Regions from separate parts of the Mus musculus genome. Here region 1 is linked to region 2. Evidence: chromatin loops called from intact Hi-C (ENCODE). Cell type or tissue: heart. All regions are shown on one strand. Links, peaks and the distances in the headings refer to the core of each region. The heading gives the core; the rest is flanking DNA.

The links. Peaks named below come from ENCODE experiments on the same cell type or tissue, not always from the same donor. Only the 100,000 strongest peaks of a DNase experiment are listed, where the experiment ranks them.
Region 1: a loop joins it to region 2, with 3 times the contacts of the local background. A loop is called at or near these places in 2 of 42 quality-filtered maps.

What each region holds. Positions count from the first base shown.
Region 1 is chr6:122,604,080-122,606,996 of GRCm38, forward strand. It overlaps Gdf3 (growth differentiation factor 3), which reads right to left. Exons shown (of 2, transcript NM_008108.5): 2 at 1,324-2,917. The coding sequence ends at 2,227. Among named protein-coding and RNA genes, the nearest start is that of Apobec1, 3.1 kb to the left of the region's middle. In heart, for the core only: a CTCF peak has its summit at 1,617 (motif pointing left); no DNase peak of the experiment used is centred there.
Region 2 is chr6:122,810,026-122,812,942 of GRCm38, forward strand. No RefSeq gene overlaps it. Among named protein-coding and RNA genes, the nearest start is that of Foxj2, 8.7 kb to the right of the region's middle. In heart, for the core only: CTCF peaks have their summits at 1,346 and 1,953; DNase peaks (open chromatin) are centred at 996, 1,426 and 2,156; H3K4me3 peaks cover 2,392 bases; H3K27ac peaks cover 2,396 bases.

The DNA.
Region 1 (2,917 bases), core at 251-2,750, 210 kb before region 2:
TAAACAAAAAGTCCAGATGTGTGTGTGTGTGTGTGTGTGTGTGTGTGTGTGTGTGTGTACAGAAGAGAGTGTAGGACCCCTCAGAACCAAAGTGAGAGGTGTTTGCAGAACACCAGGCTTGTTACATAGTTGCTGGGTTCTGAACTCCAGTGCACAAAATTTAGCCACAGTCACCTCTTACCTGCTGAGCCTTCTCTCCAGCCTCCCTTTTAATAACTTTTATAGAAAGGTCCTGCTTTGCTTTACTATTGCTGTGTCAAACAAACAAACACAGCCTGGAGAAGAAAGGACTTCTTTCATCTTACACCCCAGAGAACAATTCATCACTGAGAGAAGTCAGAGCAGAAACTTAAAAGAGGAACAGGAAGCAGAAACTGAAGGGGAGAGACCATGGAGAAATGCTGAATACTGGCTTTTCCCTCATGGTTTGCTCAACCTGCTTTTCTTTCTTCTTTTCTTCCTTATTTTATTTATTTATTTATTTTATTTTTAGGTGTGTGTGTGTGTGTGTGTGTGAGATTTACTGGCACTAGAGTACATGGGAGCTGGGAACTGAACTCTGGTTTTCTGCAAGAGCAGCGCATGCTCTTAACTACTGAGCCATCTCTCTAGCCTCTCAGCTTTCTTCTTATACACCCCAGGTCCACCTGCTCAGGGGTAGCACTGCCCAGAGTGGGCTGGGCCCTCTCACATCAATCAACCATCAATAAGATGTCCTCAGACATAACCCGAATGCCGGTCTGATCAAGGCAATTCCCCATTGAGTCTCCCTGAGATAATAACTCTGGGCTGTGCCAAGCTGTCAGCTCTAGCTAATTAGAAGAAGAAAGAATTGGGCTGGAAAGACAGCTCAGTGGTTAAGAGCAATGGCTGCTCTCCCAGGGTCAGGTTCCAGCATCCACCTGGCAGCTCACAACTGTCTATAACTCCTGTTCCAAGGGATTTGACACCCTGTACAGACATATATACAGTCAAAACACCAATGCACATAAAATAGAATTATTTCTATATATAATTTTATAATACATATATTTATATATATAAATTATTTTTTAAAAAATAGGGGGCTGGAGAGATGGCTCAGAGGTTAAAAGCACTGACTGCTCTTCCAGAGGTCCTTAGTTCAATTCCCAGCAACCACATGGTAGGTTACAACCATCTATAATGGGATCTGATGCCCTCTTCTGGTGTGTCTGAAGACAGCTACAGTGTACTTATATACAAAAAATAAATAAATAATTCCTTTAAAAAAAGGATAGGAAAGTATCAAACACGTGTACACATAATCCAATATCTATTCAAACACCTTAACAAAATCTTGCTGTAATAATTCAGTTGAAGTAAATTTATTAAGAAAACCCCAGGAAGCCAGACGGTGGTGGCGCACACCTTTAATCCCAGCACTTGGGAGGCAGAGGCAGGCAGATTTCTGAGTTCGAGGCCAGCCTGGTCTACGGAGTGAGTTCCAGGACTGCCAGGATTACACAGAAAAAAGAACTGGCTCAGCAGTAAGAGCGCTGCCTGCTCTTGTGCAGGACCCACTTGAGCATCCACATGGAGGAGACGCATGATCACCTGTAACTTCAGGGGATCTGACTCCCTCTTCTGGCCGCCACGGGTTCCTGCATGTACACCGTGCACTTACACAAGCACCCACACATAAAACAAACAAGTGAACATTTTTAAAGCTCACGTAAATTTTTCTATGTTATATTTTCTCAAAATAATTTTAAAATCTTAAGATATACAATTGGATATAATATGGTACAGGGCAGGCCTTTAATTCTAGGATTCAGGAAGCAGAGGCAGTTTGATCTCTTGTGCGTTTGAGGTTAGCCTGGTCTACATAGTTATAGGACAGCCTGGTATAGAGACCATGTTTCCTGTTTCAAAAAAAAAAATTTTTTTTTTGGTCCTGGTGGCACACAGCTGTAATCCCAGCACACAGGAGGTAGAGGAAAGAGAATTGCCATGAGTTCAAGGCCAGCAAAGATGTATAATAAGACCTTGTTTCAAACAAGAACAAGAAGCCCAGCTACTATGCATAATGAGCACAAATTAAGTAAGCTCACCAAGGGGTCCATAGTCATACACAAATGTGTGTAATTGTGGGGCTCATGAACCATGATGACAGACATGTCCGATTCAAGAGAGCATAAGCCAAAGGTGGGGTGGTAGTTTTATTAAAGGATTTACCCTAAGCACACTCCTAGCCTAGTCCCGAGACTACCCACACCCACACTCATCGACTACCATGTCTTCATAATGTCGGAGAATGACGTTCTTATCACTATCCTGATAGAGCATGGAGATGGGCGAGAGCTTGGTGGGGACACAGACAGCCTTGGGGACCTTGGGGTCAGCCATATGCATCAGAGCCTGCATGAAAGCATAATTGGAACTATTTAAATACGTGGTCATTGAGAAGGGGCACTCTCCATGACAGTAATTTGCCATGAACCCCTTAGGGGCGATGACCCACTTGTGCCAACCCAGGTCCTGGAAGTTGATGAACAGCTGATGACGGTGGCAGAAGTTCCTACAGAAACCCTTGGGGACAGAGATGGCCGCCCTCCTTTTTCTGGAAGAAGGATGACAGTGTTTAGGATTGAGGGTTACCACCAGCAGCGAGGCATGGAGAGAGCGGAGCAGCCGGTCACAGGGGTTCTCGGGCTGGACAGTTACCCTGGAGTATCTGTCCTCTTTGACCAGAATCTCTAAGTGTAAGTCCAAGTTCTTCAGTCGGTTGCTGCTCCAATCCTTAAGCGCACCCTGCAGGTTGAACTGGAGCTGACCTTGAGGCCCAGGGACAGACCGCAGAAAAAGCAATCTGCCCACCTTAGGGTGGGATCGCCCCCACACGCCCCGGTCCTGAACCACAGACAGAGCAACCACCAGCTCTGGTCGCAGGTTATAG
Region 2 (2,917 bases), core at 179-2,678:
CATGTAATTATTTTTATAACACAAGTGGTTAAGTGAGAATTTAAAAAGTGGGGAGGGTTCATAAGACATACAAGGGCATCTTTAAAAATAATATCTTTCCCCTCATACTTTGTCTTCTTCTGTGTATGCACTGCCTGTCCCAGACACAAGAGAGTGAAGTGCCTGCCTATGCAGAAGAGTTTCAGTTCAGATTTTTTTTTTTTTGAGTCTAATTGGGCTGTCCTGGATCTCGCTGTGTTTGAGCAGGCTTGCCTCAAATTCAGAAATTAGCCTGCAAGCCTCCCAAACTACAGGATTAAAGGGGTGAGTCACCAAGCTAGTTTATTTTGAGTTCTTTTCACTTTCAACCATCAATACGCCCCTCCCCCATCGTCAAATTTAATCCAGACTTGCTTCTCTCTACGTAGTCGAGGATGACTTTGAACTTCTGAACATCCTCATCCTGCCTTCACCTCACATCACAGGTGTACGCCAACACGCCTAGTTTTGTCTTCTTGCGTGCATGAAAGACAACCTCCAGCCCCACTCCATTTCCGTTCTCTACGTGGAGATAAATCCCTTGCGTTTCCTTTTCACCATTTCATTCATTCCCGTTGGTACCGTGACTAAAAGGGAAGCCTGGGCTCAAAAGTTAAGTGTGAATATCGGGTATATTCCAGGAAGCCAGTGTACGCGCTCCCTCCCGAGGAGTAAGTAAACAGGAAACTATCGATCCCATGCAGGAAATGACCTTTGTGAGGGCAAAGTAGGTGAGCCGGTTTCCCTCGCTTTCCCTGAGTTCCCTTCCTAACTCATTTCCGGGTGTCAACCCATTTGGTCCTCCCCTACAAAACCAGCGTCGGCTGGCTCTTCACGGTCCACCCTAGAATTCCTCCCTGAGAGACCGGCCAATAGGCCCGGTACCTTTACGGACATTTTTATGCCCTGTTTTACATCACGGCAAACCTCCGCCAATCACTAACTGGGGGAGGAGGTACCAAAATAATCTTTACTTCCTCCCCAAATGGCCACCCTTCACCGCATCATCCTTTGATGGACTACCCAGGTGGCCAACCCTCGCTCAGTCCAGGGCCCAGCCCATGCTCAACTCCACCAGTCAGGACAAAGGAGAGGCATGCCCCCCCCCCCTTTTTGGAAATGCCTTGACGCTAGGCGTCCGGGCACCGGGGAAGTTACAACTTTGTACAGTCTGTGCTGCCAGCGTCCGGGTCTATCTCGGATCCAGTCTGGTGCCCCGGCGCCCACCCGGGATGGCCCCGCGGGCCCCGTCTCAGCCGCCTTTGCAGTGGCTCGCGGGTCTATCTCGGAGCCCGCGCTGCGCTCCCAGCCCCGGACGCTGGGCCGGCAGCCGGGGGCGCGGATCTTTCCATCCGCCTACCGCCGCTCTCCTCCCTCCTCTCCTCCGCGTTCCGGGCCGGGCTGACACCGGGGTGGGCGGAGCCGAGAGCTTGCTCAGAGCGGGGAGAGGCTGGCGCCTCTTAAGGTGGAACAGACCCATCGCTGGGCCTCCCTGGGTGTGCGACTCCCGCCCCAGCCTCGCTCTAAACGCTCGCTCTCGTCTCCCTAGCGAGCCTCGGTTCTCTACATAGTTTAGAAATTAATCAGGATGTAAAATGAACGCATAAACTGAAAAAGAAAAAAAAGTCAAGAAGATGCAAACTACTCAGAGAACTTTTATTATACTTGTGTTCTTTATTCCAGGGACTACAATCTTTAAGTGGTAGGTTTTTTTGTTTGTTTGTTTTTTTCCTTCCTCTTTCGGATGTTCAAATAAGAACTCACATTTTGCCTGATGAACATGATACACATGAGTCATTTGTATGCCGGTTTAGTGACACCGCCCCCCCACCCCTAACATGGACGACAAATATACTAAGGGAAGCAGAAACCTGGAGCCTGGTGGCTATAGGCTGCCTCTTATAGTTGGCCAATGATTCGTAGAGGGAGCTAAAGAGCAGAGGTGCTGCTATCTCAACGCCTTTGTAAAATGGATGAAAATCTGCTGCTTTCTGGATTTGGTTTGACGCAGAATTGTTCCTGTATAAAGGAAAAGCAGGGACAAAAACGGGGCAGAGACTGAAGAAAGGCTATCCCATGACCGGCCCAACTTGGGATCCATCCCACGCACAGGCACCAAACCCGGATACAATTACTGATGCCATGTTGTGCTTGCAGCCTAGCATAGCTGTCTTCTGAAAGGTTCTACCAACAGCTGACTGAATCAGATGCAGATACTTACAGCCAACCATTGGACTGAGTTCGAGACCCCTATGGAAAGGATTGAAGGAGCTGAAGAGTATGGCAACCCCATAGGAAGACCAACAGTATTAACTAACGGGGACTCCTGGGAGGTCCTAGAGACTAAGCCACCAACCAAAGAGCATACACGGGCTGATCCGTGGCCCTGCACATATGTAACACAGGACTGACTGCCTTGTCTGGGCTCAGTGGGAGAGGATGCACCTACTCCTTAGAGACTTGATACCCCAGGAAGGGGAATGCTGGGATGTGTGTGTACCTTCCCAGAGGCGAAGGGGAGGGAGGATGGGGTGAAGAACTCTGGAAAGAGGGACCAGGAAGGGGGGCAACATTTGGAATGTAAATGAAATAATAACAACAATTAAAAAGGATGTAGTGTAAATTAAAGATACTAGGTAACGATACATACACAAAACATGATAGCAAACATTTTACTATTTCTTTTTAATTTTTTTAAAAGCTCTGTTGTAAAATTTCAAACACAAAAGTAGAGAGAATGACAATGACATCTTATATTTTTATCTTATTAATATCTATCGTGTATGTGTGTATATATATATATCCGCATTACATGCATGTAGGAGCCAGGAGAGGTCAGAAGAGGGAGTTAGTCTCCTGCAACTGGGAGTTACAGCCAGTTGTGAACAGTGGACAGCAG